Linked DNA regions of Homo sapiens: region 1 is linked to region 2. A link is a loop called in an ENCODE intact Hi-C map of the cell type or tissue named here. Cell type or tissue: OCI-LY7. All regions are shown on one strand. Links, peaks and the distances in the headings refer to the core of each region. The heading gives the core; the rest is flanking DNA.

Region 1 (12,022 bases), core at 4,127-9,126, 470 kb after region 2:
GTCGGCATCATAGTGATAACAATTTTATATACAACTTTCAACAATATCTGGCATGTGTTAGTCCTTCCAGAACTGTTTAATGAATTTATTCCTTGATGGACTACTAAAGCACTCAGTAAAAAAAAAAAAAAAAAAAATATATATATATATATATATATATATATATAAACTATATATATATATATAAACTATATATATATAAACTATATATATATAAACTATATATATAGTTTTAAGGAGCATATAGTAGCATGGAAAATAATCTACTGCTAAGTGAAAAAATGTGTATAAAATTATAAGTTAATCATTACAGTTTTGTAAAAAATATAGATGTAGAGAGAAAAAGAGCATAAAAATTTATCCAAATATTGATGGTTGAATTATAGATCTGGGTTTATTGACAACTTTTCTCTTTTCAGAGTAATTTCAGTAAATACTTTTATTAACTAGTCTTAATTCAAATAATATTTTTAAAGCCATGTTTTGTCTTCTTGTTGCATTATCTGTTTGATCAAATTTTATCTGTATATCATTCTTCTTTGTCTTCTATTCTCTGCCATAACACAAAGGAAATATAACCCAAGTATAATTTTAAAAAGAAATAGCAAACTAATGTCTCTCTCTGTCATAACACAAAGGAAATATAACCCAAGTGTGATTTTAAAAAGAAATAGCAAAATAGTGTCTCTTCCCCCAAAAGTTTTCAACACAGAGGTATAGAGCAATGTTTACCAATCAAATTGTTTATGCAAATAACTGCATCTAGATTGGCTTGTAACTAAGTGCAGTGGAAACTATCATTCACCTCTGATGAGCCAAGCAGATAGCATATGCAAATCTCAGAGCTGCATAATAGCTTTTTCTGGACCTCTAACTTCAGTTTCCTTTCAGAATATTAGTTTTAACACCGCTAGTCTACAAACTTCATGGACATTAATGGGACAGATTTCTTTTTTTAAAATTTTTTTGGCTTGTTTTTTTCTGGCAGAAAGTTTTTCAGGATATAAATGATAAATATATTACGCTGCAAATATCTGTTTTTTATAACACCAAATTATGGGACTTAGACATTTGCTTGGAGGCTATTCAAATAGCTTTTATGCAAAGCACTTAAGAATATGACTTGAAAATAAACGTACATTAAATTTTTATTAAATGAGTCCATCATTTATTTAACCCTAAAACATCACAGTTTCCTACTGAGTTTTGAAAATTGGCAAAATCTTAGGCATTACTTTCTTTTGCTGATTTGGTATTAGTGGTGTAGATATCAAAACTTGATTCCATACTGTACATAGGTATCTTATTTTTTCTATTTATGTATAACTAAGTCCTTCTTTATATCCATGTATCCTTAAAGAAAAGAAGAAATCTTCCCCCAATGTTAATACTTTTTTATTAACTGGATTACCTTTATTAGTAATTTTTTTCACTATTAACTCAACAGATCAGTAATTTTGATACATTTCATTAGATCCAGTATAATATATCATAATGATTTTAAAGGTATGCTAATTATAAAATATAATCCAATGAGTCATACTAAATTTCTCAAAGACATCCTGGAAGAAATAGACTTAGAATAAAAATTACATTTTTCTGTCTATGTGTTGCTACAATTTTAAAAATGTGCTATTGTTATTGTCCAGTGTCACATATTTTAATCTCAAACATGTCACAGAATGTGACCTACTTCAATATTTCCTTATATATCAATTATATAAGCTACATTAGCAACAAACCTAAGAACATATGCCATCACAAAACAGTTGGTATATGCAATTCAGGTACAATTTACATTGCTGTACAAAGTTGCTTTGCAAATTTCCTTTAGCTATACAAAACAAGAAATAAAAACTTTAATGTATTGCTTAAATTGTGAAAGTATGGGGTAATTTCCTTCTACTCTTGGCCTATGCCACTTGTCTATGACAATAGCTTGCTATCAAATTTAAGACCCTTATTCAGGAGGTTAATGCGAGGTAGGAACTCCATTCAATGTTATTTTGGCTTAAGGGCATAATGTCACAATTTGGTGCATCCTCTAATGACTTTTTTTTTCTAAAGGCAGCTTATAGCTTAGACCTAGTTCAGCGAATTTCCTTGTAAGGTCCTTGGAAGACTGGAGGAAAAAAAGTACAATTGATTGCGTGGCCAAATTTCTGTTCATGCCTGCTTACTGATTTTTGTTGCATTTCACAAATAAACAAGGCATGAATACATCAACCCACAAACCATAAACAATAAAGAACTTCATCCTGTAAGTTTGCTATGGCCAGCAGTTTGTGGCTGAATCTGCTATTTGTCATAAGATAAATGATAAAGTGATTGCCATTTGTCACTGAATACACAAGAGGAGTGCTCAGCTGTGAACCACTCAAATGCAGACAACAGTAAATACTGCCATTCTTATACTAACTTCCTTTAAAAGGGCCCCCTAAAACTATAAAAATAAAAGGACATTTGTGTTTTGGGTAAAAATTCATAATCTTTTAACCTAAGAAGATAAATTGTCAAATAAACAATAAGCATCTGAGTACTCCCAGTTAAAAACCTTTATTTACTACAACATGAAATGCATGCAAACATGTGCCATCTTTTATAAAGAAAGGTGTTTTATAAAGTTGAGCGTTGAATTTAATTTATATGTATTGTTCCCACTTTTGTACTGTTCAGTGATTTTTAATACAAACTTTTTTATGTTTCTGAGAATCAGTGGTGCTTGACGGCTTTCAACTATATTAATAGAGGTTATAACAGTGCCCATACATTAATATAGTCTGTGTTTTATCTAAACTCTGATTGAATTTAGGGAGTGCCTAAATTCTGTGTTGCTATACTTGCTGCCAACTACATAAACTTTATTAATTTCTTTCAAAGGCTACCTAACAACAACAAAATAGGGAAGTATATGCAAATGACATATTAAGAAAAAAAGTCACTAATCATAAAATCTCTTAAGTTATAACATTTTTCCTTAGTGGCAAACACCATACCGTGTAATAAGGGAACATCATAATTACAGCACCTTATACCACAATAAAAAATCCCCAAAATGTGAAGCTTATATATAAAAGAAATTTTTACTTTGTATCATTGTGACTTGCAAGAAAAAGGTAAAAAAATGCAAAATAGCTGACACATATTGTTTGAGATTTTAAAAAATGTTTATAACTCTCAGTTTTATCATGGAATATATCACTTTTCACAAGAGAACTCAGATTAAATAATACATAACCTGAAATATCTTTACACCATTAGACACAGTTCCTTCAAGACTAAGGCTGAAATACACTGGTGGAGAAATGTAGGGAAGTATGCACTTTATAGTATCTTTAAATCCAAGCTGAATAACAAGTAGAAAAATAAGTATTTAGTGGCAGATATTTCCAGAAGCTGATCTTTTAAATTCAGATGATTGTAATTTTTCTAAAGTACTACAATAAGATTACATTTTAAAAAATCAAATTATAAGTCTGTCTTTTATACTATCTTTCAATATAACAAATTTCAAACTCTTCAAAATATACTTGTAATAACATTTTTAAAATCTCACTCTTTATATTGTGTGCTAAAGCATGTTGAGAAATCTTTCAAATCTTTGGTGCTGGGAGTTGAAATTTCCTGACATAAGCTAATACATTTTTCATCAAGTGCTAATAGATGAAAATGATTAGTTAGATCAAAGGAATGTATGCATAGTCTCTCACTATATATGTCAACATGACAAGTCAAATTAATTTTACATTTAGTTATTGCTCTATTATACATTACTGAGATATATAAAAAAGTGTAACTCTAAAATCATTTAACATTATTGTGAATTTCTATACATTAAAATGGAAAATCATTAACATTTGTCTTATATTCATATATAATCATAAATATATCCCAATGTCTCTTTAAAAAGTATATTTGCAATGTGACCGTTTGGTTTAATGATCAATTCTTAAGTAAGAGGAGCTAATACTATTGTTTTTAAAACATAAACATAGGCTATATGAATCTCAGTTTTTATTACATCACACCAATACTTGTTTCTTACCTTTTTCTCTAAAGAATTTATTTTTCTATTTATTTCTACATTATCTACCAGTTACTTTATTTTTCTATCTTGATAAATCTGGTTTTTAAATTAGGATTAGGTTATTTCACCGATATATGCATTTTATTGGCTTTACAACAGTCAAAATATTGTTTCAGGGGCTCTTTTTTTGTTGTGGTATATAAACAGAGAACAGAAAAAGGAAAGGCTGACTTTTAGGCTTTTGACAGGAGTCTTGTATAAGTGGAAGACTTTTAATTCTCAAATTGTTTCACTTCAATAACTCTTTTAAAGTTGTTGCGCCAAGATGCCTGGCGGATTAAGCTCCATTGCCTTTTCTTGTTTTGAACTAATGTATTCTTGATCACCGTTTAATGAAACTATATACCACATGGGAGATTTCACATTAGATAAGCCATGTGAAACCCTCATCAGACAAGTAGCTCTGGCTGGTGGTAATCCTTCAGATGAAAATTTCAGACTAGCAGGTTTTCCAATTTAAATGAGCCCCTTTAACTATAAAAAATTGGCACGGTATGATTGCTAAAAATTATTTTTAAATTTTTATGTTGCCAAAGTACCCTGGTGGCTGTGAAAAACAGAAATACTGCCGTAAATACAGAAAACATTAACTGGTCACTGAGGGGATCCAATTTACAACCCATAGAGACAACTCACACAGCTCACTGACACTGGCGCTATTGGGTTTGTGATAGGGCATTCAGCTCTGCTCCCCCCACACAGAAGCCAAGCTCATCTTAAATATGCAATTAAATAGATTTATTCTACAAGTTTCTCTAGTCAGTGGTTATTACTCTTACTTCATTGCACTCTGATCTATAGAATTTTCATGATGTGTTCAGGTAGCCTTTAGGAAGCAACAGAACTTGTTATGAATTTTCAATGAAAAATTATCTGGGGAGATTCACATGTGCTATTTAATATTTTATTAGAGTGATTCAGTTTATCTTAAAAGACTTATCTGTTCTCTATCTATGTTTACTCTAGCCCAGAATCACTGCCACCTATTAATATGTCTACAGCTTAAAGTATAACTAGTGGAAATAAGTTATTCTCAGCTTAAGTTTGAACTGTAGATTTGGATTTCAAACAAGAAGGAAAAAGAGGATGTTTAGATTTGTTTTTTAGTGTATATAATATTTTGTTTTAGCCTGTCACAAATGTCAATGACTTGTGCACAAGCACAGATTATGTCAAGAGACTATGCCTCTCTTGTTCATAGTATATAACATTAGTAGATATTTGTTTGAAAAAAATACTCATGATGTATTTACTTCGGAATGCCATTGTCATCTAATTTTGACATATAAGATATTGTACAGAATAAGAGGAAGTGTGCTACCCAAGAAGCAAACAAAGTAACGGCTACTTACAAGGAACCAAAGCTATGACTCAGTGTTTCAGATATGAGGAATAAGCAATGCAATCAATAGTTCTTGGCAAGCAGTGAAGGCAGGACAAAAGACTAAATAATAAGACAGTCTAATATATACATACATTACTGCCATCAACCAAACAGATATACACTAACCAGTATACACTGACCAGAAAACGAAGAACCTAGTAAGTTTAAAATAGAAAGTTGCTGCAGCCAAAGGCATTCAACTGTGCCCTTCTTCAAATATTAGTCTATTTTTGGGGGAAAACTTCATAGACTCAGAATCCTACAGGATTTTGTTTAATGAATCAATTGCTTCCAATTATATTTCCTTTAGTGATGAACTACCAGAGCACATTCTGTAATAGTGAAGTATTATATAGTTTACTAAAAAATGATGGGAAAATGTGTGCAGTTATTAACATAAGTATTACAAAATTTTAAAAAACTGACATCTTTCAAGGAGCAAAGTGGTCATTATTCAGGTTTACTTAACCTGCTCACAGTTACTTATTGAAATCAGGTCACTGTGGTATTACTGCTTCTTGTAACTAGTTGCACTGAAGTGAAGCAGAATAGAAAAGTTAATTTGCATCTATACGAGACCAAAAAGACTCAAGTAAAGATCTGTACACAGCTTTTTTTTTCTGAAAGTATGACAACAGCAATACTGTAAAGATAGCCATCTAATATCTTTCAGGTGAATGTGGGGGTGTGACTCCTTAGCCCCCTCTTCCACAGAAAGGTGCACTGCAGCTTAAAGAAATCATTTGAGAGAAGGTCGGGAAAGGGGTGTGCTCATCCTGCATCACAATTACTACGAGAAAGGGGAAACTGGAAAGTACAGAGGGAAACTTGCAAGGATGAACAAGAAGAGAAAACCCCAATTTCTTCCAGAGTATGCAGTGTGGCAGGGAAAGTCTTGTTTTAAAGAAAAAGGAAAACACCTTCCATGAAAAAATGAAGGAATGCAGAAAAGAGATATGGATGAAAGGGGTAAGAGTACATTGCGAATACTGCTTTAAATCTTTGCAAACATGCAAACACAGGGGAAAAAGCACACTAAATCATTATACTCCAGTATGTATTATTATCTTTTCTAGTATCTGGTTTATATTAGCTACAGTATGAAACCACAGTCTGCAGAGAAATTAAATAACCTCCTTTGGAACATTTTTAAAAAGAACGTTACAAAATAAAAATAAAGTCAAAAGTAGAAGGTTATTACACAAGGAGATCGCAGTAAACAAATATAGAAAAGACACATCAAAAATTTTTCTCACAAAGAGAAATTTAGATATATTTAGTAAAAGGGGAAGTTCTGATTTGGTACCACTTAATTTAAGGTAATCTTGAATACCCTTAACAAGAGCAGAGAAAACCTGGGCTTTTTGTATGAAGGTTAAAGAAGATGTTACATAGAAAGTATCATCTTAAAATGCCTATGGGTCAGTAGTTTCCAACGTTATTTTCTTGCTCTGGTGGTTCACCAGAATATCTCTAGAGTGAGAAAATGGGTATTGTTTGAAAGAAAAAAAAACCACTACACTACCACTACCAACACCACCAACACCAACTGCAACAACAAATCTCTCCAGGCTTACAGAGTTCATCTTTCATCTGCCTTAATGATTCCATATTTCATCTATTCAGTCATGCCTCTAAGAATAATTTATTATCTAATATATGTCAAGTATTGTAATATGTTCAAGTTAGATACATATGATGTAGTTGATGAGGCCTGTTTCAAGATGCTTAGTACTCACATAAATATGTACAGTACATGATAAAACTTGGAATTTGCCATTCAAAATGTTTAAAATTACATATCACTCTTTCTACTAGGAAATTATTCTGATTTTCAATCTAATAAGCTGCCTTACATGAGTAAAAGAGTGTGTATGTGTGTGTGTGTATTTTAAACTGGGTATTTTAATCTTAAATAGCAACTTAGCACTCTTAGCAGTTGTATATGGTGTCAGCCAATCCCAGACCACCTCTTCTGTCTGTAGACCAGACGCACTGACCATAGTATGTGTGTTAACAACCTGAGAAAGTATTTTCTTACATGTGTAGTGACCAAAACATAGTCAAAGATTATTTTTAAGTGACAATGTTCTAATTCTGCATAATTAATAAAAGAGAAACAAGGACGTAGTTGAGGTTAAAGTCTATGGAGCCATATGATGATTCATCAGCAGAGAAACTCTCCTCCCTGAGTTTCCTTGTTTAGTTTTATGTTGGGGTATTGAGATTGTTACTTTTTCTTTCAGCGCATCCTCGTGAATCTACCTAGCCTATAAAGGATTGCCCAGAGACCAAGATTTGGACCTTCTGCTAGACTGTGATGTTTTCATGTTGTTAACTTGGAAACTCTTTTCCAGAACCTCTTTCCCTCCACAATTCTAGATTAGAAGTGACCAATACGTTAACTGGTATCAGATTTGGAAGGTGGAAGTGAAGCACTGACTCTTACTTTTAGAAGACCTTTGCAGTCAGAGAGAGCAGTTGAAAGAGGTTGTGATGGACAGACAGACATGCTGTACTAGTCCGTTTTCACACTGCTATAAAGAACTGCCTGAGACTGGGTAATTTATAAAGGTAAGCGGTTTAATTGACTCACAGTTCTGCATGGCTGGGGAAACTTACAATCATGGAGGAAGGCAAAGGGGAGACAAGGCACATCTTACATGGCGGCAGGAGAGAGAGAGAGAGAGAGAGAGAGAGAGACTGAGAGAGAGAACTGCCAAACATTTTTAAACCATCAGATCTCATAAGAACTCACTCACTATCATGAGAACAGCATGGGGGAAACCAACCCCATGATCCATCATCTCCCATCAGGTCCCTCCCTTGACATGTGGGGATTACAATTCAAGATGAGATTTGGGTGGGGACACAGAGCCAAACCACATGATATGGCCCACCCTGTCTCCACTCCATGACTCCATATTCAGTTCATCTTCATCTGTAGCCTCTTTTTGCAATAGATGCAACCCTTTCTCTCCTGACGAAGGAAGTTACTCTCTTCTTGTATGACATTTCCTAATGTCAATCCCCTTCAGAGAAATACTGACCTCTTTAAGACACACCCTCAATACATCTCATTCCTTCTAGGCTTATAACCAGACTCAAGTTCAGGGAGGACTCAGGGATCAGATACAAAATGTGACCTTTAAGTATGCACCACATACATCAAAATAATGTCAAAATGTTAAAAATTTGTATAAACAAAAACTTGCTAGGTATGTATAGAAATTAGCCTAAAGATATTGGTTTATGGTGAAATAAGGCTGGATCAGGCCAAATTTATTCATACGATTGCACTAATGAGAGGTTCTGCATTCAAAGTATTTTCTTGAGCAGATAGAAGAATCTCCATTTGAGTGGTGAGTTATCTAAACCCAAGACCCAAAGTTGGCCAATGTAAAATGAAGTTGAAATGCTAGAACTTCCTTGGTATGTGAAAGAAGGTAGCCAGTCTCAGGGAGATCAGAATCCTGAAGTGGATTTACCATGTGAAATCTACTTAACAGTTTCTGCCTATATTTTCTGGGTAGTTCGATACTCCCTTCACCAAGGCTTTGCAAAATACAATGGGGAAGGAAATACCAACATTCTTCAAGAGCTCGGTTATTCTTTGCTGGCTAAGAGTGACCTGGGGAAATATTCCATCAAAATCAATTATCTGAATGCAAAAGGGATAAAGAAATGCTGGAGTGTAGGGAACAAATAACAGCACTAAGCCAGCAAAGACAATGTGATAAAATGGTGGACTCAGTCATGGTGCCAATTAGGTAAAATGCCATGCAGGATAGGGTAATGTTCTCCAGAATGTGGAACATGCTCTAAATCAGCAATCAGTATAGGGTCTGTGGTTTGTGGTTATGGTACTCAAAATTTTAAAGATGTCCCTCTAAGATTTCCATCTTAGGCTTATTCAAACTCTACTCTGGGCACTACTGAGAAAAGACTTAACAAATGAAATTAAGGGAATTAATCAAATGTCCTTAAAATATGGAGATTATCCTGGATTATCCAAATAAGCCCAGCATAATCACATGAGACCTTAAAAGCAGCAGCAGAAGGCAAAAGAGGAAAGCAGGAAAGATGAAACAAATGAGAAGGTCAGAGAGATTTCAAAGGTGAGAAGAATTAGATCCACCTGCTGGTTTAAGGTGTAAAGGTACACAGGTCAGGGCCAGAAAAAGGTCTCTAGGACTAAGAGTGGCCATGGGCAATAACCAGCAACTAAGTGGAGGCTTCAGTTTTAACAACCACAGGAACTGAATTCAGCCAACAACCTGAATGCATTTGGAGGCAGATTCACCCCTAGAACTTCCAGTAGGAAATGCAACTCTGCCAACACCTTGATTTCAACCAAGCTTGTCAGACTTCTACAGATAGAACTGTAAGATATTAAATGGATGTTATTTTAAGCATTTTAGTTTGTGGAAATATGTTATGGCAGCAATAGAAAATGACTACAGTGGTTCAAGTATTAAGGGATAGAAATAATAGAAAATTTTCCTGAGGGGATAATGTAATCGTCTGATTGAACTTGAAGTTGAAACTTCCATCTGGTCATTTTGGAATCCTGATGACAGTGAATCAACAGGCAAAAAATGTGATAGTCTACTAGCCTGGATGATTGATTATGACTTTCAAAGAGAAATTGAGCCACTACTACTTAATGCAAGTAAGGGAGACTAGGTTTGAAATGCAGGAGTTTCTTTGGGGTATCAGTTAGTACTCCCATGACCTGTGATGAAAGTAAATGGAAAATTATAACCAAGACAGGATGGCTAATAACAGAAACCCCATGGAAATGAAGATTTGTGTCATCTGCATAGACAAGCAACAATAACAAGATGAGGGGTTTGCTAAGGGCAAGTAGTATAAGCAGCAGAAGAATAAAGTTATAAATAAAGTTGTAAAGTTATATGTGAACGATGACCAGTTGCAGAAACAAGAACAATTGCAATTATGGCTATTTCTTCTTTGTCTTGACATGAATATATTTGTATATTATATATGTATTCATATTTATATGTTTACATATATGTAAGTTATTTTTGTCCCATCTACTTCCAGTAATATTTAACACAGATATAGTATTAATGGTTAGCCCTGTATCTTGGTATTTACATTACAGGATAGCATACAAGGAATGTTACTTAGTCAAATGTACAAAGTGATATGAACTGTGTATCCTGTTTTGGCTAAGCAATTGGCATACTTTTGTTGTATGGAGACTAGTTTGAACATGAGAATCAGAAGAAGTATTTGCAATTGACTTTATTTAGAAGCAAAACGTATTTTTTAAAGGCATGTGTGGATGTCAAGCTCAAAAGGGTAGACTGCATTGAATTATGTTATTATCAACTCGGTTTAGTTGGGAACTACATTTCTCACAAAACCTTTGACTATAAGATTCCAGTTTAGAGTATGTCAAAAGAAAAAACATGAAGAATTTGCATGCAATTTTGAAAGCATACTGAAGTGGTAGCCCTAATCTTGGGTGGTCACCATGGTCATATATGGTGACAGATAGATACGGAGATACCCAATGGATGCCAGTGTGCCCTTATTCTCTACTGTGCAACCAGATCATATGCTGACCATTGACACTGCTAAAAGAAGCCCTAGACTACCAACCAGTGCTTGGCTGTGGACAACAAAGGTAGCTGACACCTAGAAGCAGTAGCTTCCTGCAGAACTCTCCATGAGCCCCCGCTTCATGGTTCTACTTCAGTGGCTGGATGTACTTGGCTTCTTAGAATTTTAGGAAGCTTAGACTTCTCCCCTATTCTAGTGATTTGGAAGACTAATTAGTGACTCTCTAATCCTCCAGTTTCTCTTTCCAGATCTTTCATTCAAGCTTATTTCATTGTGTATTAGGTTGAATTCCTATAACACATCTCTTATTCCCATACTGCTCCTAAAAGGCTCTGTTTCTCAGACTGAGTCTTGACTGATATAAATTCCTTCACAGCTACACAGAATTTGAGGAATGAGGCCCACACTATTGAGCAGAGACTCCTCTAAGACTACAAATAGATATAAGTTTATAATTTTTATGAGTTGGTTGTTTCTTCCTTTCTATAATTTTGTTTTCTGGGTAATACTTTTCGTAATTATTTTCTCTAAGTATATGTGTTTACTGTGAAACCAGTCAATGAAAAAAGCTTATACATTCTACATATGTTACAAACTTGAGATAAGTTGCATATTTCCAAGGTAGACATTTGATGCAATGTTAGGCAGAACTGGCTCCCTAATGAACAATTCCAGAAATGAGAAAAATATTATAAAATTCCCTGATTCACTTTCATACTGGAGAAGCTAAGTGTAATAGAGGATTATCCTTCACATCTGCAGTTTGGTGTTTCCTGTAAATACCTGCTCTGAAACATCAGCCAGAATCTTGGGTGTTGCCTTACCTCTATTTTTCAATCTTTTAACTTATTCTTCGTTATTTCTCTCTCTCATTACTTTCAATGAACATCCCAATAGTGCAGCAATATACTCAGTCCTTCTATTCAAATACACTTTGCCCCTCCATCAGCAATTTGCTT
Region 2 (12,022 bases), core at 4,263-9,262:
GCATTATCGCCCTTTTTATTCCATAGGGACATTTGCAATGTATTTGAAACACTGATACAGATCCATGTGAGGCCATTTGAAAGGAACAGGGCAGTGGTGTAGAAGATTTGTGTCAAAAAAATCTAGAGATAGGAGAAATCACTGGAGTTTGGCTTAGTTAGGTAGCAGCGTGCCCTATTCAATCTCTCCCCAGACACTACATTCTTCTGCTGTCTTCACAGGGTGCCCTGCTATATCTTTAAAAAATAAAGAAAATGCAAACTTCTTTCATCCTGCTCTCCCTTCTAGCTGCCCCTTCTAGAGCACCCCACTACCTGACCCACCAAGCCAGGCTTGTACACACAGCAGTAGAATGTGAGTGACTGGTCTAGAGAGGGTTGCATGATCCAGCCAGGTCCTTGCGAGGGGTTTTCACACTGGAGCTGAAAGGAGAACACTTTCTTTTCTGATCACAAATCCTGGAGCTGCTTACAGCAATAGAGAAGCAGGTCTGAGCAAAGAAGGAGCTCGTGTTGTGAGAAATGAGACCTTCAGAGAAGGCATCCTGATGGGATTTTGAAATTTTGTTTCTTAGTCATTCTTAGGCCAGTACTGCCCTGCCCTCCTGGTCATGTGGCCCAGTAAACCCCCTATATTCCATAGACCTTTGCAACAGCCTCCTCACGGGTCTCCTTGTTTTCATTCTTGTCCCCTTTTGGCTTATTTTTCACAATTTACTGAGAAAGTCCTTCTAAAACCAGAGTCAGGTGATGACATTCACTTCTATTCAGTCATTTCCTTCTCTTTGGAATACATTTTCAAGTTTCCAGAATGGTCTGCAAAGATCACACGGCCTGGCCCTGGATACCTTTCCAAGCTCTTTTCCACACTCTGCCTCACTTACGGTGCTCCAACCATACCGGCTGCTTTGCTTCTGCAACACTCCAAACATGTTCCTGTGTCAGGCCTTTGCATCTGCTCTTCTCTCTGCCTCTGACATGTTTTTCCTTTGAATATTCTCATGGTTCACTCCATCATTTAAGTCAGGTGTCTGCTGGAAGAGAGACCTTTCCTGACAGTGCCATTTAGAAAGCCCTTCCCTATCATTCTCTGCTCCCTTACCCTTCTTTTGTGATAACACTTGATAATGCCTACCTTTAGAATTTTTTTTTTTTTAAAGACAGGGTCTCATTTTGTCACCCAAGCTAGAGTGCAGTGATGTGATCATATCTCACAGCAGCCTCCAACTCCTGGGCACAAGGGATCCTCCCCCCTCAGCCTTCCCAAGTTGCTAGGACTATAGGTGTGTGCCATCATATCTGGGTAATTTTTAAATATTTTGTAGGGATGGAATCTTGCTATGTTGCCCAGGCTGGTCTTGAACTCCTGGCCTCAAGTGATTTATTTCTATGCTAGTGTACTAACTGCATAGGTAAGACAAGGATTGTCTTGCTCACCACTGAAATTCTAATGTGTAGAAAAATGCTTTGCACATAGTGGATGCCCAATAAGTGTTTGTTAAATTAAAGACAAAATAGTTTAAAGTGATATAGAATTGGAGTTCTGTTATTTGCAAACAATACTTTGAAATTTTAAATAGAGAAAGTGAAACAATTTGGTTAAGGTGAAAAGGTAATTAAATAAGTATGTAGGTTTAGCTACTTGGTTCAGTATTACAGATTTATGTACAATTTGCTTTTTAAAATGGAAGACAGTATATTGTCATACAAACCAGGTTTGATATCATTTAACTGTGTCAGTTTAGGAGCCTTGGTTTTCTTCATCAGTAAAATGTTGATTATAATATCTACCTCACAGAGCTATTGTGAGAATTCAGTTGAATTGGATAACTTATGTAAAGTACAAGCCTCATTACAAACAAACTGTAAAAGGTTGTTCTTTCGTTGTCCCCTTTCTCTAGTTTCTTCACAAATATTCTCCAAGCAAAACATCTCCAAATAAACAAAGTTTCTTTGAGATGCTAATGACTTAACAAAAGTTTGCAATTGTTGAAGTATGGATTTACTACAGAACTGAATCAAAATACTATTTTGAGTTATAGGGAGGCAAGAATGTGTGGTTTCCAGAAGATGATGATATCTGGACATGTGGATAGGATGAAGTGAAACGAGTACCCATATTTTTAAGAGTTACATTGGTTTACACTTACTAGCTAACAACTGACATTTGCATGAGAAGGATAAGGGATTTCATTTAATTTTTAACTAACTTATATCAGACACCTACTATGTGCTGTATATGAAACAGAAAAGAATGTAAGCATCTCTGCCAGGAGCACATGTCCCAGAGAGGGATAATTTATATACACATGTAAATGTAACATAAAACGGACTGTAGTTAATGATGTAATAGAGGTCCAAAGTACAGAAAAAGATGAGGCATGAGAAGAGTAATTGCTTTTTTCAGTTGTCTTGGAAAATAACTACAGGTGGATTTGTGTTGGGCCACTGAAGGAAGGGTGAGAAATGGACAGATGGAGAGGGGTTCAGGGAGGTCCCATCAATGCCATCTGTGTCACAAAGGCATGGTGGCTGTTGAACTGTTAGGCACCTTTGGGTGCCTAACAGTTGGCTGGCGTGTAGTGGAGGTGTAAGGAGCAATGGGATGTAAAGTGGAAGAAAACAAGAGCCAAGATGGTGGAGGTCCCTGAATTCCACAAACTCTACTGCTCTCAGTAGAAAGGCCTGGAAGAGTTTAAGAAGGGGAGTAAAGCCTGAACTGTGTGAACAGCAAATAGGGCCCCTCCTTAGATCTTGGTAACATTTATCACCAGTGCAGAATCTGCCAAAATAAAAAAGCCATCATCTCAAAGTGTGGAAATCCAACAAAAGAAAGGTCTTTAAGGAAAAAATAGGAAGAGTATAAACCTCTTCAAGTCACAGCCCATAAAAAGTAAAGCACAGCTACATGTAAAAGCTAAGAGGCAAAGAAAATGGGGGACAGCAAAAGAAAAAGACCATTAATTGGCACGTGACAGTGGGTATATGTAGCATTTGGGGAGAAGGAGTAGGCAAGAACATTTTTATGTAATAAAAAGAGGAAGAAAAGGAGTAATTTTAATAACTGAGAAACTAGATATTATTATAAACAAGACTGTTTACAATACAACCTATTCAATACAAATCTATTCAATGGTATTGTGTTTACAGTACAAATCTATTCAAACACTACTTCTCAATAGATTTGGATTCTCATTTTCCTGGTGACAAAATGGGGAGTAACATCACTCTTACCTGCAAAACGTTGGCTGCTCTATGCAGTCACTCAACAAGTTTGAATCACAATTTATCTCTTACTCTTTAATAAAGTAGTTAATGAACTGTCCTCTTCCCTCAGGAAGAGTATCTGAGCATCAAGGGCTAGTAGCAAGGCCTAAATCCATTAAGCCTGACTCTTTTTCACTGTTCCTCATACATCATACCATCATATCTTTATTCCCTCCTGATTCAGCTTAGTTTTCATAGCTCATCTTTGCAGTAATTTCCTGGCATACACACTCAACTCTCTTGCCTCTTGCTTTATCCTTCGTAGTTGTATAGCTGAACCAAATCTTGTCTATATTCAGCCCCATGTGAAAACCCACAGAGCTGAATGTGACTAGATAAATTTACATCGCTATGTGAATAAGCCTCATTTTACATTCATGTTATTGTTGCCTGAAATTCCTATTATGTTTTCTTAGACCATTAATTATCCTATTCTCTCAGATCGAGGGGCTAATGGGCCTAAACTGGCCCACCATTTGTTTTTGTTAATAAAGTTTTATTGGAACACAGCCACTTCCAACAATTTATGTATTGTCTCTGGCTGCTTCTGTGCCACAACCACAGAGTTGAATAGTTGCAGCAGAGATCTAATGATCTGCAAAGTCTAAAATATTTACTATCTTGCCCTTACAGAAAAAGTTTGCCCACCTTTGTCCTAAATGACTATTTCACATTTGTTCTTTCTCCTCAACTCTCTAACATCTGCTCCCTGATTTACTTTTAGCTGATAACCTTGTTTTCTATTTCACTAAGAAAATATAAACATTTAGAAAAGAATTCCCACAGCTTCCCTGCCTCATACCTACCAAATTACCTGCATCAGTAGACCTGTACTGTGCCTTCCTTTTGTTAGCCTGGATGGACCTTCCATGCTCATTTCTAAAGTCAAGCTCTCTATTTGTGTACTAGGTCCTCTCAAATACTCAAGGATATTTCTTCCAGCAATTTTATTATGTCTTGCGTCATTAATTTTCCCCTCTTTATGAGATCTCTCCTATCAGCAGGGAAACATGCTGCTATATTGGTCACTTTTAAAAAAGACATCTCTTGAATCAATATCCTCTTCTTTCTACCTATCCCATGTCTCTTTTTCCCTTTATATAAACAGTCCTCAAAAAAGTTGTCTTTGCTCAAGATTTCTAGGGTTTCTGTTCCCATTTTCACTTCAACCTGTTCCAGTTAGGTTTTTAGTTTCATAATTCCATGGACACAATGTTGTTAAATTAACCTTCATGTTGCTAAATCTAATGTCACTTCTCGATGCTCATCTCATATCATGTACCTGAAACATTTGACCTAGTAGATCACGCCTTCAAATGTGTCCTTCCAGGAGATCATTTTCTCTGGATCCTCCTTTTACCTGATTGGCTGCTCCATGCTCATACTCCTTGCTGGTTGCTCTTCATCTCCTCAATCTGTAAGCCAGCATGCTCCAAGAGCTTGCTTTTAAATCTTTCTCACCTCCATCCACACTTAATACTTTGTTTTTGTTAATAAAGTTTTATTGGAACATGGCCACTCCCAACAGTTTATGCTGCTTTTGTGCCACAACTGCAGAGTTGAATAGTTGGAGCAGAGACCTAATGAGATGCAAAGCCTAAAATATCTACTGTCCTCCTCCTTACAGAAAAAGTTAATAAAGTTAACCCCAGAATATGACTTTAAAACCCTCAATCTAACCCCACTTGGGTATCATATAGGCTCTTCAACTTACCAGTGCCCCCAAACGAACCCCTGGCTTTTCTCTCCAAATATTCCCCTTCCCACCTAAGCCACTGTCAACTCTATCCTTCAACTTGCTCAGGACAAAAGCCTTGGGCTCATCCTGACTCCTCTCTTTCTATTATGCTTTGTAAAATAAATGACTTATTTCTCTTGGGATAAAAAATATCTTTTAGGCGGTCATGGTGGCTCACACCCATAATCCCAGCACTTTGGGAAGCTGAGGTGGGAGAATCCCTTGAGCCCAGGAGTTTGAGACCAGCCTGGGCAACATAGGGAGACCCCATCTGTATTATAAAGAAAATAACAACCTTTAGACATTTTTCTTTGCTCACTCACTAATATGTAAACATGAATTATGGTGTATATGCTTTTGTAATATGCTGTTTTCACCTAAATATATGGTAAGCTATTTTCATTTTAATAAATGTAGATGTTCATTAATAGTTTTTAATAGTAGTATGATATTTCTTTTGGTATGGCTAAACTAATATTTATTCAATGATTTCTAATTGTAAAACACTTAATTTTGGTTCTTTGTTTTTGCTGTTATAAACAACACTGAAATGAATATCTTGGAACATGCAAATAATTATTTTCTAAGAGTAAATTCCTAGAAGTGGGACTGCAGAAATCAACACCATTAAATTTCTTTTAAAAATCTACCTTTGATAAAATTTACATATAAATAAACATATTTTTGCATGTTCCTGCATGAGAGTGATATACTAATATTTGTTGATGAAAATTATGTAACAAGTAAATTATTGATAATTTAGTAATGCTTTTTTACTAAATTTTAGTAAATTTACAAATTTACTAAATTTACTAAAATTACAAATTGCAATTTACAAATGCAATTTACTAATTGCATTTGAACTGCAGTGGTGAACCCAGTGTATATAGAAGATATTATGCATTCAATTTATAGAGAATGTGCCTCTGATTGTGGATTCAGGAACTCCTTGTGTGTTAGCTCCATGGCTCTCTATGAGTTTATAGGCTGGCGACCACAGCTTTGGTGATTATTTAAAGAAGCAATTCATTTAGCATATGATCACAAATGGAACCCATTTCCTCTTTCATCCAAGTTGCCCACTTCCTGATAGAACAAAGTATTACAGTAGTAATATTAATTCTGGTACTAAGAAGGCAAGTAAAAAGTTCTCATTAAAGCAGAGTAATTATAGATACATAGTTGAAATAAAGTAGGATTTTAACTGTGGGCTATTTAAATTAACTTCCTAGATTGAATCTTTTTGTGTACTGTGAGAGCTTCTCTCTGGAATTCATGGCAACTACTTCAGCGTTTCTCAGCCTCTTGGAGAAATGTTGAAGGAAGAATGAAGTCTGTTAATTCCCATGGTTGCAAACACCCGTTGCTGCTTCCTGTTCAAACTCGCCTTTCGTTAACTGCAGCAATTTTGAACTGAGCCACTAGATGGTGTACACTGTTCTTTGCTCACCCTCCAGAAAAAACATCAAGAACTATGCTCAGGTACAGGACTCCAAGGCCAACAAAAACAAAGAGGAAAACTTACAACAGTAAGGCCAAAATTAAGGGCCTCTCTTTTAAAACTCTGGTGGTCCTTTTTTTTTTTTCTTTTGATGCAGATTACACTGAGTTGGAGAATGTCAATATTATTTTCTTGACTCTACTCTTCCTTAGTATACCAAATATTTGAGCTGGACCAAAATCTATTTCAACCTTTCACAGCAACCTATTTTTGAATTTCATACATGAGTCCTGAAGGCACTATAAAGTAGTTTCTCCTTTAGAAACTCATATGTACAGACACCTAGCAGGCATACCCTATGCTAATATTGTTAAAGATAGATTTTTAAAAATAGGTCAGATTTTTCAATATCTTGAAAAATCTGCAGATAAGTCCCATGGTGTTGACATAGCAGAGATGTAATGAGCTAGAATTTAGCTCTGCCCTTTAGTCTATAAGCAACTTTGATCCATGTTTCAATATAAACTTACATTTCTATATAGGGTGTATATGTGTGTGGAAAAATGATATGGTTTTCTTTGAGTTTCAGGGAATAATTTCACAGAAGAGACAAACACATTAAATTCACTTTTCCAAGTGGGTAAATTGCTTTAAGAGACAAACATTTTAGAGAAGTTAAAAGAGAAAGTCTTCCTCCTTACCTTAAAGAGGTGTCTCAGGTTTTTATAAATGCATGGGTATTTACCGACGGATGATTTTTTTTTTAGTAGCTTCAACCTATCCTTTACTTTATTGAATTCACTTTTTTATATAATAAATTGTTTTAAGTTAGGAGCAAACATTTTAATGACAACGTTGAAAAGATAAAAAGTCTTTACCTTACCTTAAAGTGCCCTCTCAGATTTTTAGGAATACACGTATATTTAAATACGGGTGATCTTTTTTGATTAAGTAGTTTCAACATTATCTTCTAATCTTTCTTGTCATCTTAACCTAGATCCTTTATGAATTATAGCTCCTCACCTCAAGTAGCAGTTGACTTTCTAATCCCTAATAGTCAAAGATGATTGTAGCAAATCTGTATAATCATCCTTTGTGGGGAAAATAGTTTTCAAATCCATCAGGGCCCTTGAGCTGAGAAGAGCTGCCCAAAGTTTATTTCTACTACACAGTAATGAGTTGAAAGAAAGGTCTATAGGTGGATCTTCAATTGGAAAATCTAAAAAGTCAGTGAAATTACTAAAAAGCCTTAATGGTGCTTCTGAAAACAGACACTAATTTTATGTTCTCATTCTTTGAATTACATTCATCTGACATTTAGAAGTCATTTTATGGGAAAAATTTTTATTAACTGAGAAACAAGATTTCTTGGATTATAATGATAAATGATGACTATATTTTTAAAATATAGTCAACTTGTGATTATTCAATGACCAGTGCTCTGGTTTATATATTATTCTAATATTATTATTTCTTCAGTTACCTCCTTTCAACCTGTCTTTTTGTTATTTAATTCTTCAGAGAGCGGGCAAAGCCAAAGGGCAGTGGTAAATACAAATTATCAATCATGTATCAGCTGTAAAAAAAACAGTGGCTTTTTTGGTGAGAGAACAGAATGATGAAAGTTAAAATTATTATAAATTGTGAAGATTTTAGCTTGCTTGACTTTTTTTTTTTGAGGTGGAATTTCGCTCTTGTCGCCCAGGCTGGAGTGCAATGGCACGATCTCGGCTCACTGCAACCTCTGCCACCCAGGTTCAAGTGATTCTCCTGCCTCAGCCTCCTGAGTAGCTGGGATTGTAGGCACACGCCACCACGCCCAGCTAATTTTTTTTGTATGTTTGAGTAGAGATGGGGTTTTGCCATGTTGGCCAGGCTGGTCTCAAACTCCTGACCTCAGGTGATCCACCCACCTCGGCCTCCCAAAGTGTTGTGATTACAGGCATGGGCCTCTGCACCCAGCCCTAGCTTGCTTCACTTTTGGCAATCAATTTTGTACCTTCATTTCATATAGTTGATATTTAAAAATTGATTATTTTCCTTTTCATTGTTTTATACCTAGTTTATATTTTTATTTTTTCAAATATGACTTTTGTAGATATAAGCCTTTTACATTATGACTCCTAAAAGCTTTAGTTTAATTTTAATTTTCTATTATTTACATATTCTTATTTGTCCCAATATCCTCATCTGCTAGACAGATGTCTAGACTGGGCCTATAAGAGAAAGGCCAACTCGGAATGAGATTGAAATATCCTCTCTCTCCAAATTGGAGGGCTTTACCAAATAATGGGCAAGATGTTGAACTAATAGCTCCAAAACCTCTGGTCAACCTGGTTGTACCATAATAAATGAGGTGAATGGAATGAATATTTTTATTCTATTTGGCCCACTTTTAGTTACGTGAGAAAACGTTATAAATTCCTGTCATTGATGTGGTATGTGAAATCTTATGGAAATAATAATCTGTTGCAAGTGCAATTTGATGATAGATTTAAGTAAATGAGTCAAACCAAAAATAAAGCATGTTGAAGTGAGAAAGACAAGGGGAAGAAATTCCTCATGGTTGCTTGAAATTTAGACTATGTCATTCACATATCCTCATGGGAGCCAGATGTTGAACTGTAGAATTAGTCTATGATTCGTACGAAATGCCTCAGAAAACACCAAGGGCTACTATGAGACTCCCAGCTGCTCTTTCTTCATCTACCCCTGAAAAGTTGGTACTCATGCATTTCTTCATTCATGTAGTCAATGAATGATTATTATTGAACCCTATTCTATGCCAAGGATTGGGCATACGTAATCCTATTTTCTTGGAGTTGGGTATTTTGTCCTCTTTCCTCTCTATCTCTTCCCCCTTCCAGATCTCAATGATGCTATTTGCTTAAATGCTGACTTCTGAATTGGTATTTCTACTCTTTTCTCGTCTGTCATATAGATCAACATTTTCTAGTTCTTTCTGTAGAACTTCCCTTGAATCTCTCCCAGTCTTTAATTCTTCCTTCCTTCATCAATACACTCACTAAATATTTATTGAACACCTATCATGTGCCAGGCACAAGTCTTGAGTATGATGAATATAGATATTTTGACTTGACATACTGAAGACTAACCACATTCCATCCTCCTCTAAACGTTCATTTTCTTGGTTTCATCTTTTGACCAAAGACATCAGATCAATTTGGCCAACCAAGCCAGGCTGTCTCTTACTTCTACAGCCCAGTAGTTACCAAGTGATGTCTAACTTTATTTATAAAATGAGTTTTGTATTTGCTAGTGTCTCATCGTTTTCATACCTATTGCCGTAAATCAGACCCTTATTATCCCTATTCTGGGTTATGCAATAAATGATTACCCTGCCTCCAATCTCTCCTTTTCCAATTCATCTTAAATTAGCTTTTTAAACACAGATTTAATTATGTTATTTCTCTGCTCAAAGATTTTTGGTGAGTCCCCACTGACTATAGAATAGTATCCAAATGCTTTTCACATAATCTTTTACACCTGATCTCAACCTACCTTTCAGGAGTTCGCCAACTCTGAGCAATTTCCTGAATTTAAAATGCAATGTCATATTCTGCCCTGTTTACATTATTCTCTTTCTCCTGGCACAATAAGAATCCATCACATTTGTATGTTGTTTTCCAGTTTACAGTGAAATTTCCCATGCACCTTCTGTGAGGTAGGCAGAGATATTTCCCCCCAGACTTAGAGCTGGAAGAGTCAAGGTTCTGAATGTGTAGGTGACATACTGAGCAAGCTAATCTTGCTTATGATTAGCAAGAGAGCCCAGATACTAAACATCAATGGGCAGTAGCACCAAGAAACAGATTAGGATGAAGTGTAGTATTTTACCACCAAAATGAATTCAGCATACAGATTTCCATTAATATTTGGTGTCATATATTGTAATTTAAGGGTTTCTTTTACACAGAAAGCAAAGCCCATTTTAAAATTCCATAAATCTTTTGATTTATGACACTAATCAGAGTTTAAAAAATAGTTTCAACATTTTATAGCTATTATGATAAACTCTACCTTCTTTTTAAACTTTGTGTATCTTTAAAGTGTATAGATATACTCACAATATTGACACAGTCTAGCTTCCATAAACATTTTGTAAAAATGGTACCGGCTATTTTCATCAAAATTTTCACTATATCATGCTATAATTTGATGGGAACATGAACTTTCTTTCTTTTTTTTTTGAGACAGAGTTTCACTCTTGTTGCCCAGACTGGAGTGCAATGGCACAATCTTGGCTCACCACAACCTCTGCCTCCCGAGTTCAAGTGATTCTCCTGCCTCAGCCTCCCGAGTAGCTGGGATTGCAGGCATGTGCCACCACACCTGGGTAATTTTGTATTTTTAGTAGAGACGGGGTTTCTCCATGTTGGTCAGGCTGGTCTCAAACTCCCGACCTCAGGTGATCCGCCCACCTTGGCCTCCCAAAGCACTGGGATTATAGGCGTAAGCCACTGCGCCCAGCTGGAAACCTGCACTTTCAACTAATGTTAAGCTAATGCCTGTTTTGTGCACCAATGGCAGGCACTTAATAAAACTGGCCATAGGAAAGAATACATTTTAAAACTTTAGAATTTTTGAACTTGAAGTATACTGTGTCTATATCTTGTAAGTTCACGAATGAGTCAAAGATGAGGATGAATTTATGAATGGATACTTCTCTCATTATTAACAACTATGAGCATTTTGAGACCTCACTATATAACATTTTATATACGTCAAACAAGTTGATGTAATGCATCTGAATTGATCCCTGTATAAATAAGATGTGAAGGTAAACTGACTTTGATGTCATCCGTTTAATGATAGCTAGGGTTGCTTAAGCTGCTCTTGTCGTTTAGGCACTATTCATTCATTTATTCAATAATTACTACATGTGCTTGACACAGTGGCTAAAAGATTTCCAAAAGGCACGATATCCTTGCTTTCAGTGTAGGCAGGCAGACATTTAAACAACTATGTCACAAAACAACAAGCTTTCTAAGGTACTTATGGGCAGGGAGCTGTGACAACACAGAGGAGATAGCAAGCATTTGTCAGAGGTGGCTCAGGAGTTACCCGGGTGCTTGGTCAGAAGGACGTGCGTAGCCAGGTGTAATGGGATGTGCTCCCTTCGCAGCCTGTACCTACTTCAATCTCAGCCAATAGTAGTATATGTAACTGACTAATTTATGTTTTCTGTAAAAATTGTGGAGACCTTAATAATGTGGGCCATGTCGTATTTGTATCCAAAATTCCTGCACAAAGCATAATTGTGTGTAGAATTAAACAGGACTGAAAAACATTCCATACCAAAGAAGAGGCATGAGCACTGGCCTGGGTGTCAGCAGGACATTTTAGAGGTCTGCATGTATTAGCAAAAACTGGAGGAAGATGTGTGGGATAGGAGAGAGAGCAGAAAGTAAATCTGAGAAGGCAGGTTTTAGGAGCCCTGCTAAAGAGTTGGATTTCATCTTGTACATTCTGAAGATTCATTGAAAGATTATATGCTAAGACTTGACAGTGAGAATGGGATGAGGAAATGGATGAGAATGGAAACAGAAGATCATA

What was found. A loop is a pair of places that touch in the nucleus more often than their neighbours do. Peaks named below come from ENCODE experiments on the same cell type or tissue, not always from the same donor. Only the 100,000 strongest peaks of a DNase experiment are listed, where the experiment ranks them.
Region 1: it touches region 2 in a loop (6-fold over the local background); 2 of 110 quality-filtered maps call a loop at or near these places.

What each region holds. Positions count from the first base shown.
Region 1 is chr18:33,178,943-33,190,964 of GRCh38, forward strand. All of the region lies in intron 20 of CCDC178 (coiled-coil domain containing 178), which reads right to left. Among named protein-coding and RNA genes, the nearest start is that of CCDC178, 260 kb to the right of the region's middle. In OCI-LY7, for the core only: a CTCF peak has its summit at 6,134; no DNase peak of the experiment used is centred there.
Region 2 is chr18:32,708,310-32,720,331 of GRCh38, forward strand. All of the region lies in intron 3 of KLHL14 (kelch like family member 14), which reads right to left. The region is part of intron 2 of LOC112268208 (a long non-coding RNA gene); the gene reads left to right. Among named protein-coding and RNA genes, the nearest start is that of KLHL14, 59 kb to the right of the region's middle. In OCI-LY7, for the core only: a CTCF peak has its summit at 6,438 (motif pointing right); a DNase peak (open chromatin) is centred at 6,422.